2 separate regions of the Mus musculus genome follow, and region 2 is linked to region 1. The links are chromatin loops, found by intact Hi-C in ENCODE. Cell type or tissue: heart. All regions are shown on one strand. Each heading gives the region's core, and the rest is flanking DNA. Links, peaks and the distances in the headings are about the cores only.

Region 1 (5,895 bases), core at 976-4,975:
CACGATTAGCTCATACCTGAACTCCTGGAGGCGGATACTAAATCATTTGGTTTGAGGGAGATTACTGTCCAGCTTCAGCTGATGGCTGAGGCAGAGCAGAGCATGACACTGACCGAGTGTTCTGGACAGTGTATCGGTAAGGCCAGACTAGGCAAAGACCTGGTAATAACCAAAGCCAAACTGTGACAGTCCTATTAGCTGGGTATAGCTGTCATCCCAGTACCTCGGAGGCAGAGGAACTCACGGGTTTGAGGCCAGCTTGGGTTACCTTGGGGAAATCCCCATCCCCTAAGGGGAGGAGAAAAACAGGAAAAAAAAAAAAAAAACGCTTTGTTTAGTGGGTAAAATGCTTGCCTTACAAGTGCAAGGGTCTGAATTTGAAAACGTGAAGATCTGAGCTTACGTCTTAGAACCCATGTAAAGCAAAGGGGCTGTGAAGTGGGAGGCAGAAACTGGAGAATCCCCAGGTGCTTAGGGAGCAGCAACCTTGGCATATGCTGTGGCAAGACGTTGTCTTGAACTACACGGATGACAAGGATCTATCCCACAGTTATCTTCGAACCCCAACACAGACATGCACACACATCAAACGTGCGCGCACACACAGACGCAGACACAGACACAGGCACACACAGACACACACAGACACAGAGAACAGGGCGGGGGCCAGGGGGCAGGGGGAGGAAAAGAAATAATTCCAAGGTCACCTTGGGTGAGCCGTTGTCTCAAAAAAAAAAAAAAAAAAGAAAAGAAAAGAAAAGAAAAGAAAAGAAAAAGAGGAGGAGAAGAGATGGTCTATTAGGTAAGAACACCCTCCGATAAGCCTGAAGGTCTAAGTTTGATTCCCAGAACCTACAGAGTGGAACGAGAGAACCGACTTCTCCAAGTTGTCCTCTGATCTTCACAAGAGGCCACACACATACCACATACAATAGGTAAATATGTATATTATCTAAAAATTAAAAACAAAGCAGTAACTACAACAAAAACCCCAAACCAAACCAAACCACGGCCAACAAAAACAGAAGGAAAAGGAACAAATGTATCTCTTGCTCTTGGCTTTTGTTTTTGTTTATTTTGGTGCCTGAGACTGAACCTGGGACCTCTCCCATGCTAAGCACACGCTTCCCCACGGTACCCGAGTCTTGTACATGTGTTACAGGCTAGCAGGGCGGTTCAGGCCATGCCGGTCACTCCTGCAACCTGACAGATGCAGGCCAGCCTCTGTGTGTGACTTCGATGCGACCACAAAGAAGAAGAGAACAGGAGAGACCTGCGGCAGCAGTTGAATGTTTCCACTTGCCAGTGACAGACATCGCTCCGCCCACTGTTCACTGGCGAAAGCGAGTCTAATGGCCTTGCCACATACATTCAGGGGCTGAAAATCTCAAACTCCTGCAGCCTGGAAGGAAAGAGATCGGAGTCAGTGAGCAGCAGCGATAACTGACAGCAAGAATCCCAAGGCCAGAGAACCGGAGGAACTGGTGCTGGGACAAGGGCCAGCTCAGCTCACGCTCAAGATGGAAGGGCAAATGCCTCCCTTTTTACCTTTTGTCATCTCAGGCCCTCCACTGGTTGGGTGAAGCCCACCCATGTCAGGGAGGATAGCTTTTTTTCTTTTTAATCCAGTCCATGTATTCAACTGCTAATCTTATCCAGAACTGCCCTCTCAGACACACACAGCTATAAAGTTTAACCTGGGCCTCCTGTGCTTCAATCAGATTGAAATTTAGGGTTAACCTTCTCAGTCGAAATAAAGCCCTGAAGAAAATCCAGATCCCTGGACTTCCAGGAAGGTGAGGTTGTCATATCCCAGCCCCCACGCCTGGTTCAGAAAGTTCAGCAAGCTTACCATACCTACCTACTGGGTATCTACTTCACTGATAAGGTACCTCTGGAACAAGGCCCACTCAGTCCCCAGCACTGCAACACATTACACTACCACTTCCAGTCCCCACCAATTCTTTTTAATTTTGTGGACAGAGGGCCTTATTACAGAGGCCAGGCTGGCGTGGCACGAGAGGATCTCCTCCCTCAGTCTCTCAGTCTGGAATTGCAGGCCTGGGCTATCATGCTCAGTTCCTCCTCCTCCTCCCTCTTCTCCTCCTCCTCCCCCTCCTTCTCCCTCCTCTTCCTATTGCTATTCATTATTACTTTGTAGGTCTGGATGGAACTTGCATATCTAGGCAAGTGTTCTACCACTGAGCCTCATCTCCAGCCCCATCCATAGGTCTCTTTCTTGAGAAGGCAGATGATTCTCGGAAGGAGATTGCAGCTGTAGGTTGAGCATCTGCAACCGTCCCAGCGCTCTGGAGGCAGGGGCAGGATTGGGATGCATAGTGTGGCACTTCATAGTGCGACAACCTACTTCCCCCTGCCTGGAAAACAATGAAAAAATGAACTCATGCTTGCCTAGAGGAGCATCCAGTAAAGTTCAATCACTCAATTTATTTTTTAATGCTAAGTTTTCCATTCTTCATCTATTTTGTTTGTTTATTGCTCTCGTGTGTGTGTGTGTGTGTGTGTGTGTGTGTGTGTATGTGTGTGTGTATGTGTGTCACAGTGCTTGCGTGGAGTCACAGGATGACTTGAGGAAGTCAGTTGCTTTTGTTCACTGTGTCAGGCCTAGGGATTGAATTTAGATCCTCAGACTTGGTGGCAAGTGTCTGTAAGAGCTGAGCCATCTTACTGGCCTCCCGCACTCTAGGTCAGATGTCCTGACTGGAAGCTGGAACATGTGTGAGTCCATCACAGACACCTCCCACACTCACTGGATGGTCTCGGAAGTGTTGGAGTTTGTGGCCGACCTGTGTCATGGCCTGCTTTTGCTGTGTCAGTCGTGTTGTTGGGCGTGGAAACAGTTGCTTTTTCATGTATTTGGGTATCACTCACTCCTTGAGTAAGGCCCGTTTGTGTGCCTCCTGCTTTGGTGGAGAGCCAGGAGGAGGCCCGTGTACCTTAGCTGCTCTGTTTGAGCCAATGTTTCTTTTTTTTTTTTTTCCCTGATGGCTTCGCTGGAGCTCAGCATCTGTTGAACCTCACCGGGATGTGGTGAGGGCTAATTAGATAATGCCTGGAAAGCACTTGGAGCTCCTCGGAGATGGGCTCTCTGCATGCATTATTAATAGAGATGGGGCACAGTGTTCCCAAACAGCGCATGGTGCCTCCTTAAACCCCTGGGGTAGGGGGTAGGAAAGGCAGTGTGTGTAGAGGGGGATGGCTAGAGAACAGAAGGGGCTTGCAGTCCTGCAGTGTGGCATGGGTGCTGAGACTGGGGACAAGGACTGTTGTTGAAGGTGAAATACAAGCTGTCTCCTCGACCGGCTGTGCTAACATGAACAGTGTAAGGGGTGCAGAGGGCAGTTCCTGCTAAACCGGTCTGTGGGAGCCCCAGAGGGAATCTGTCAGCCTGGGTCCCAGCCAGGCTGTCCTTCCCTTGGGGTTATTTCCAATCAGGGGACCATGCCAGCTTCCAAGGCCACTTCTGGAGCTGGGCAACGTTCCCCCTGAGAATTCTCTCTGCTGACTAGCCGGCCCAGTTTTCTGAGGGAGGAGGGGAACGGTGACCTTCTTGATTTGTCCCCTCCCCTGTTGCAAAGGTTGTGTGGGGAGTGTGGCACACAAATGCTAGTGGCACAGGGGTGGTTATTAAAGGACTGATCTGGGGTCATCTGACGTCAGTGGCCTGGAATCCTTGCACATTGGAGGAGTTAATCTGTAGGACTTGAACTGTTTTCCTGTTCACTGCACAGGGAGGTGGGTGGTCTGGCAGGTGTGTGTCACCTAATAGGTAGATGAGGTCTTTGGATTGGATGTGTACCTCACACCCCAGTCTATGTTGAAGGTCTAACCCCGTGTCCTACTTTCTGTTGCTGTGATAAGACATCTCGGACAATAGCAACTTAGAGAGAGAAAGTATTCATCTGGCTTCACATCCAGGTTACACCCACCATTCCCTCAGGAAGTCAAAGTGACAGGGACTTGAGGTAGCTGGTTACCTCATATCCATGGTCACGAGCTGGCGAAAGTGAGTCTAATGGCCTTGCCACATACATTCAGGGGCTGAAAATCTCAAACTCCTGTAGCCTGGAAGAAAAGAGATCAGAGTCAGTGAGCAGCAGCGATGTCTGACAGCAAGAATCCCAAGGCTAAGCCGGGCGTGGTGGTGCACACCTTTAATCCCAGCACTTGTGAGGCAGAAGCAGAGGCAGGCAGATTTCTGAGTTCGAGGCCAGCCTGGTCTACAAAGTGAGTTCCAGGACAGCCAGGGTTACACAGAGAAACCCTGTCCCGAAAAACAAACAAACAAAACTCCAAAAACAAACACCCCCCCAAACAAAAAACAAACAAACAAAAAGAATCCCAAGGCCAGAGAACAGAGGATACATTCATACTCGCTGTGACTCAGTTCACTCTCTCCCCTTGTCCTAGATAGTTTTATGTCAACCTGACACAAGCTAGGATCATCTGAAAGGAGGGAAACTCAACTGGGAAAATGCCTCCATAAGATCAGGCTGTAGGGCCTTTTCTTAATTAGTGACTGAGGTGGGAGGGCCCATTGTGGGTGGAGCCACCCTTGGGCTGGTGGTCCTGGGTTCTATAAGAAAGCAGCTTGAACAAAGCCCTGGGGAACAAGCCAGTAAGCAGCATCCCTCCATGGCCTCTGCATCAGCTCCTGCCTCCAGGTTCCTGCCCTGTTTGAGTCCCTGTTCTGGCTTCCTTCAGATGAAATATGATCTGGAAGTGTCAGCTCCTTAAATCCTTTCCTCCCCAACTTGCTATTTGGTCATGGTGATTCATTGTAGCAAGACAAATCCTAATTAGGACACCTCTCTTGTATTCTAGGACCCAAGCCCAGGAAATGGTACTGCTCTCGTGTATTAACACAATCAAGGCACATACATACACACCAGACATGTCCACAGACCGATCCCTCACATAGACTCTCCTTTTCGGTGACTCTAGGTTGTGTCAAATGAACATTTAAATTAACATTTAGATCTAGCTATCATACCGCTACAGTGATGATGTTTGGAGATAGGGTCTCCAGGGGAATTAGATGCGGTCATGAAGGGATTGGTACCCAATGAGGAGATACAAGGCAGCTCCCTGTCTCTAATGCACGAGGGCACAGTGATCTGATGGATTTCTTTTTTTTTTTTTTTTTTTTTTTTTAAAGATTTATTTATTTATTATATGTAAGTACACTGTAGCTGTCTTCAGACACTCCAGAAGAGGGAGTCAGATCTTTTTACGGATGGTTGTGAGCCACCATGTGGTTGCTGGGATTTGAACTCCGAACCTTTGGAAGAGCAGTCGGGTGCTCTTATCCACTGAGCCATCTCACCAGCCCGATCTGATGGATTTCTTTTGTTTAGAAAGAGTTTCCTCACTAGAGTCAGAACCTGCTGTTTCCTGCTCTCTTGGGTTTCTTGTCTCTAGAACCATGAAAAAAAATTAAATTTCTATGACTTAAGTCCCCTAGTCTGATACAGGTTTAGTACCGTTAATCCAAAAATTCCAAATCTAGAATAATCCAAAATCTGCATTTTTTTTAAAGCACTGGTATGGTCATCTCACACCATGACACGTTGTTCCCTGTATTAGGTTATATACAAATATATAAAATTGCACTGAGGCTATGTTATAAGTTGTATGCTAAACAGGAGTGAATTTTATGTTTAGATTTGGATTCCCTCTCCAAGATGTTTCACTGTATCTATCTATTCCAAGGAGTGCTTGGCAGCAAATGACTTTAATCCCAGCCCTAGGAGGAGAAGTAGGCAGGTCTCTGTGACTTTAAGGCTAGCCTGGTTTATATAGCAAGTTCTAGGCTAGCCAGACTATACAGTGAGATGTTATCTTTAAAAAAACCAAAAACAACAATAACAACAA
Region 2 (5,895 bases), core at 1,068-5,067, 54 kb after region 1:
TTTTTTTGTATTAACCTTTGGTAAGTTGTTCGTGATAACTTAGGCTTATAGATGAAATTGGATCATGATCTACTGAAATTTTACACACGTTCCCATTTCTTTATTGAAAGTGATTGAGTATTTATACAAGGAAAATTGAGTTTTAAAAGAAATATACATGTGGCAAGGGGGGAGGGGTATTGGTGCAGGGCAGCAAAATGGCTTAGAGGATAAAGACGCTTGCTTATAAATCTGAGATGTAGAACCAAATGGTAGAAGAAGAGAAACAACCTTCTCAAGTTGTCCCCTGTCCCCCCACATGTGTGCCCCATTCCCACATGAATAATTAAATATAATAAAAATATATTGGGCTAGACAAGATCACTCATACCCATGCTTGGGGGTCTGAGGCAGTAAGATTGCTATGAGTTTGAGGTTAATCCAAACTACCCAGTGAGTTCCAGACTAGCCTAGGAAAACAGTGAGTCCTTGTCTCAAACAAATACTCCCCCTCCCATAAACTACACACACCCAAAGCCCCAACCAGCAAACAAATAGATAAAGAAAGCAGCTATATTAATAACTGGATGTAAATGATGGAGACTGACTGACAGTATAACTTTAGAAACACAGAAGACTCATTTATAATACCAAATCAAGCAGATAGAACTTATACATCTAATTTTTGACTGAAAAGTTGTCATGATATCAGTTCTGATCTATTTATTACATTTATATAACTTGAGGGGATATGGTCTATTATAAAATTTATCATGTTATTTTATCTACCTTGACATCATCAAGTGAAAGGTCTAGAAGTAAGCTTATTTGTCATCCAGTATAATTTTTGTTTATTTATTTATGGATTTTGAAAAAGGGTCTCATATGCCCCAGTCTGGTCTCAAAAATTACTATGTAGTTGAGGATGGTCTCAATCCTCCTTCTCCCTCCTCTGTCTGCTAAGTGCTGGGATTGAAAGTGGGTGTCAGGGAACTTTTTAATTTTGTGCACGAAGAAATTAAGATGTTGTCATAATTAGGGTTTTATTACTGTGAACAGACACCATGACCAAGGCAACTCTTATAAAAGGCAACATTTCATTGGGCTGGCTTACAGTTTTCAGCGCTTCAGTCCATTATCATCAAGGTGGGAAGCATGGCAGCATCCAAGCAGGCATGACGCTGGAGAAAGACCTGTGAGTTCTACATCTTGTTCCAAAGGAAGCCAGGAGCAGAGTATTTCCCATGTGTCAAGGAGGAGGGCCTCAAGGCCCACCCCCACCGTGACACACTTCCTCCAACAAGGCCACATCCACTCCAACAAGGCCAAAAACCTCCTACTAGTGCTACTCTCTGGCCCAAGCATATCCAACCACCACAGACAGAGGCCTTGATTGGCATGTTTAAGGTCTCCTATGATATCATATGATAGGACATATGTCCTATCATATGTCTCATATGATAGGACAGGTATCAGAATCCCACCTGTCTGTATCCTGGCATCACCCCTGTTTCACCATTGCAGATTTGCTGTGGTCACATCAGTGTTAACATTACTCTTGGTTTTTTGTTTTTCTTTTTTTTCCTCTTACTGCGACATGGAAGGTGCACCTTGGATCTGAGGGCGCTCGCTACATTCTTGCCTGTTATGTGTCATGAGCTAATGGCTACCTGCTGTCCACCATTATCCTTCTTTCTGTATACACTGTTTCTGTCAGGCATTTGAAGATACAACCAGATTCTGTTCCCTAGCCCTCTTTCCAACTTGTGGCCAAGTAGCTGATTTTTTTGTTTTTCTAAAGACACAGAATATCAAACAGTCAGACTTGCCTCAATGTTGTTAAGTAGCCAAGGGTGACCTTGAATTCCTATCTCCCAAGTGCTGCTGGGCCTTATTCTATCTGCTTCCTGATGGTGAGGAATGGAGAGCCTGGAGCCTTGAACTCAAAGAAGCTAGATGTTGAGGATGACAGAGGCACCAGACAATCTTAGAGGTATCTACCTCTGGGCTATTACATGTACCTAAGCCATTGTATTTAAATACAAAGGTCTTTTTGTTAGAAAGACTCTCAGTGGGAAATGATGGGGAAGTATTAGGTACATAGAGCACAGCCATTCATCACTATAACAGATGATGCCTGGGACAATCAGCTTATAAAGTGGAAAGGTTTATTTGGCCTTATGCATAGTCCTTAATGGGGTAGGCAGCTTCTTTTGACCTGTAGTGGAGGAGCAGAAGATGACAGGATCACAAGAAGGAGCAAAAATCAACTCACTGTCTTGAGCCAAAAAGGAAAAGGTCTTGGTCCCACAATCCCCTTAAGGGCATGCTCTCCTACAACTAAGGACCTGTGCCATCCTTACTGTTCTATTGCTGCAAAGAGCACCACAACGAGCAACTTACAAAAGAAAGCATTTAATTGTGGGCTTGTTTACAGTTTCAGAGGGCGGGCATGACCATGGCAGGGATGATTCTGGGGCAGTATCTTAGAGTTTATATCTAATTCACAAGCAAGGGCATGGGGGAGAGAGGGAGGAGAGGGAAGGGGGAAGGGGTCAGGGGAGGGAGAAGGGAGGGAGGGGGAGTGGGGAGAGTACTAACTGGGAGAAGGGTAGGCTTTTAAAACCTCAAATCCCACCCCTAGTGACATACTTCCTCCAACAAAGCCTTAACTTCTAATCCTTTCCAAACGGTTCCATCAACTGGGAACCAAACCTTTAAATATATGACCCCACAAGGCCATTCTCATTCAAACCACCACAACGTCCTACTAGAACCTTCTTTTGGAAGACTCCACTGCTTCTCAATACAACCACTCTGGGGAATCAAACCTTCAGTATGTGGGGGTAGGAGCATTTAAAATCCAAACCATAGCAGCCCCTGTTAGGGCCAATGTACTGTACCTGGACTTTACCACTGATTTTAATCAAAGAGCTGACCATCGCCAGAAGCAGGTTTTCTGTCTTCTGGGCTCAGCTGTACTTCACTGATCCACTCAACTTGGGCTCTTAATATAACCTCACACCTTGTGTCCATTAACATGAGGACATTCTTGCTGTTAGGCCAAGTGTTCCATGTGACAGAATGTTGACCTAGAGAGTCGTCTGGAAGTTGGAACATGAACTTGCTGCTCCCAGAATGACTGTGGCCAAATGCCTCTTTAAGTAAAAGACTTATTTTCCTCATTTAGCTCCTTGGAGGACTGTGAGTAATACTTCATAAAAATGGTTATAAAGCAGTTGGCAACTGCAAGCCTCCTGCCTATAATGCTGAACTAATCCAGTAGCTTTCTTGGCACCTCTGTCTCTAATGATTCATAGATGAGCCTGTTTACTTAAAGGGGCTTGCTTTGGCATGATCCACTCGGGGAAGAGGTGCTCTCCATGTCTGGGTCATTAGGACTCAGCGAATGTCTCATTCTTGCCCTTAGAGTCTTGCTTAGCAGCACAAAGATGAAGAAGAAGGCATTTGAGCTATGGTGGCTCCTGGTTCTGTACTATTCTTTCTCCAGCGGGGATGTCTGTAGTGGTGTTCTGATGATTGCTTGAAATCAAAAGTATTTAACGAAGGAGACAAGCTGTTCAAATCATTCTTATGTGATGGACATTAGGTTTGCAAAAAATACCACCGAGTTAGAATCATGCTTTAGGTATTAAACAATAAAGTCTTATGACTGGTTGATACTTCTCTTAAGTCAGTGTCTTATACACATAATAGTTCATTGTGACCAAGGAACTGAACCGCACTGCTTTGCCAAAGAGAGCATTACTTAAGTAGGTGACTCTTGGCCCTTTCATATCAGCGCCTTAAGAAGTTCACCAGAAAGTGTTGCTTTGTACCAGGCAGTCCGTACCAGGTCCTTCTGGGCAGCCGCTATTCTTTGGTGAAGTTACTTTTGACCATTAATCCGTTGTTAATCCCAAATCTCTAGAAGGGATGTATTTGAAACACTTTCAAGTTCAAATTCTTTCTCTTAGGAGCATAAATCTGTTAAGAGAACAGCAACAGTGGACGAGAACGTGGTCCAAGTGCATTTTGAAACAAAAGTATGGCAGATGGCATCCGGACACTGGGAGACCAGGATTATGACTCGAATCGCTCCACCTGGAAATGATGGGTTAGCATCAAAGTCCATGTCGCAGAACTCATGTCTGGTGGTCATTGCCACGGAATCAGGTTGGATGCAACCATAAGGTGAACATCTTCTACTGAGAACTGGATGACCATGGCTGGATCATCAGCCTGCAGTACCTCTTGAGAGGGAGAAGAGAGTGGTAATAGTATGGGGTAGGAGGTTGAGAGAGGACACTTAACATCCCAATCATACACTTGTAACATGCCGTCAGTCTACTTTGTTGTTGGTCACTTGTAGAGCGCATGCAGGCCTTGAACCTGCTATGTAGCTGAAGTTGACCTTCAACTCCTGTTCTTTCTGCCTTGATGTTCCAAGCACTCGAGTCATAGGTCCATTCCATGGACCCAGTGAATATGTGCTGTGGATCTCATGTTATTTAATTCTCATGAATATTGTATACTTTCATTGCCAAGCATGGTAGAGATTCCCCCAAACAAATAGAGGAGGAGATGGGGAGCCCAAGACACTAAGTATATTCATCTAGAAGTTGTTGGAGGAGAAAGATCTGAATCTGCATTTACTTAATTCCAAGGTCCTAACTCTTGCCATGAGACCATATTGTCTTTCTGGCAAATAGGGACTATGCCAGAGGGAGGGGGAGAATCCAGGTAGCAAAGCCAGTTATCCAGGCCAGTTTAATCAGACGTTGGTGGAGAGCTATTGGTTGGAACATGACCAACACAAACAGGAGGGAAGGAGGGGGGGAGAGAGAGAGAGAGAGAGAGAGAGAGAGAGAGAAAGAGAGAGTTTCCTGAAGAACACCAGATGTAAGACTAAAAGATTATAGCAACGATACCTGCTCTGTTAGAGAAAGGAGACCAGGCAAACAGACTAAGGTGTCAGCTAGAAAGTGTACAGGGCCTTAGCTGAACACCGAGATGCTGAGATGCACAGGGCACAGAATTGTTCTGCTTACTAAACCTCCACTGTGCTTTAAGGGGATAAAAACCTTTGGGAACCTCAGGTGGGGTGAATGGATTTTGCTTTTGGAATGTGGATCTTCTTGGGCCAGGGCCAGGACTCAGAGGGGCTCCCCAAAATGCTGGCCATTGGCGTATGTATATCCTGTCCTAGGTACTTACTACAGCATGAATCTAGGCACTCCTCCTGTAAAAGGATTTTCCCCCCACATATAATTAAGATCTCAAGTCAGTTATCCTTAAGATGTGGCAGCCAAGTTTGGATGGTGGTAGAACTGAGATAATTACACAGACTTTTTAAAAGCAGGATTTTGTCTTGCTGATTGAAGGAGAGGAAGACACAGAGAGACACATCCGAATTAGGAACCATGCTTGTGAGTTTAATGGCTGGGAACTCACACAACCTCTAGCTCCCCCGCTGCCCCAGAGTTTCACCATGTAGCCTGACCTATCCTGGAACTCACTATGCAGATCACATTACTCACAGAGATCCACCTGCCTCTGTCTCCCAAGTGCTAAGACTAAAGGCATGGGTCACTATCCCCAGCTACAACTTCTAATTTTATTGTTATTTATTTATTTTGAGACAGTATCTCATGGAACTTAGGCTGACTTCATACTCTCGATGTAGCTCCTGCCTCTACCTCCCAAGTCCTGGTCCTGGTTCTACAGGTATGATACACTATGCCCAGGCCAGCTTATCTAGCTGTTGACAGTGGATCCAGGATGACAGCTAGAAGGAAAATTAGGACCTTAGCCCTCTGTTCCCAAAGCAACGAGGTCTGCCAGCAACTTTCAAGCCTAGAAGAGGACCTGAACCTCTGTTATAGTGGTTCTCAACCTTCCTAATGCTGCAGCCCT

Evidence for each region. Peaks named below come from ENCODE experiments on the same cell type or tissue, not always from the same donor. Only the 100,000 strongest peaks of a DNase experiment are listed, where the experiment ranks them.
Region 2: a loop joins it to region 1, with 1.9 times the contacts of the local background. A loop is called at or near these places in 2 of 42 quality-filtered maps.

What each region holds. Positions count from the first base shown.
Region 1 is chr13:44,620,368-44,626,262 of GRCm38, reverse strand. The region is part of intron 1 of Gm40931 (a long non-coding RNA gene); the gene reads left to right. Among named protein-coding and RNA genes, the nearest start is that of Gm40931, 14 kb to the left of the region's middle. In heart, for the core only: no CTCF peak of the experiment used is centred there; a DNase peak (open chromatin) is centred at 3,452; H3K27ac peaks cover 2,377 bases.
Region 2 is chr13:44,566,719-44,572,613 of GRCm38, reverse strand. Gm34276 (a long non-coding RNA gene) reads left to right here and starts at 3,971. Exons shown (of 5, transcript XR_873341.2): 1 at 3,971-4,173. In heart, for the core only: no CTCF peak of the experiment used is centred there; a DNase peak (open chromatin) is centred at 3,063.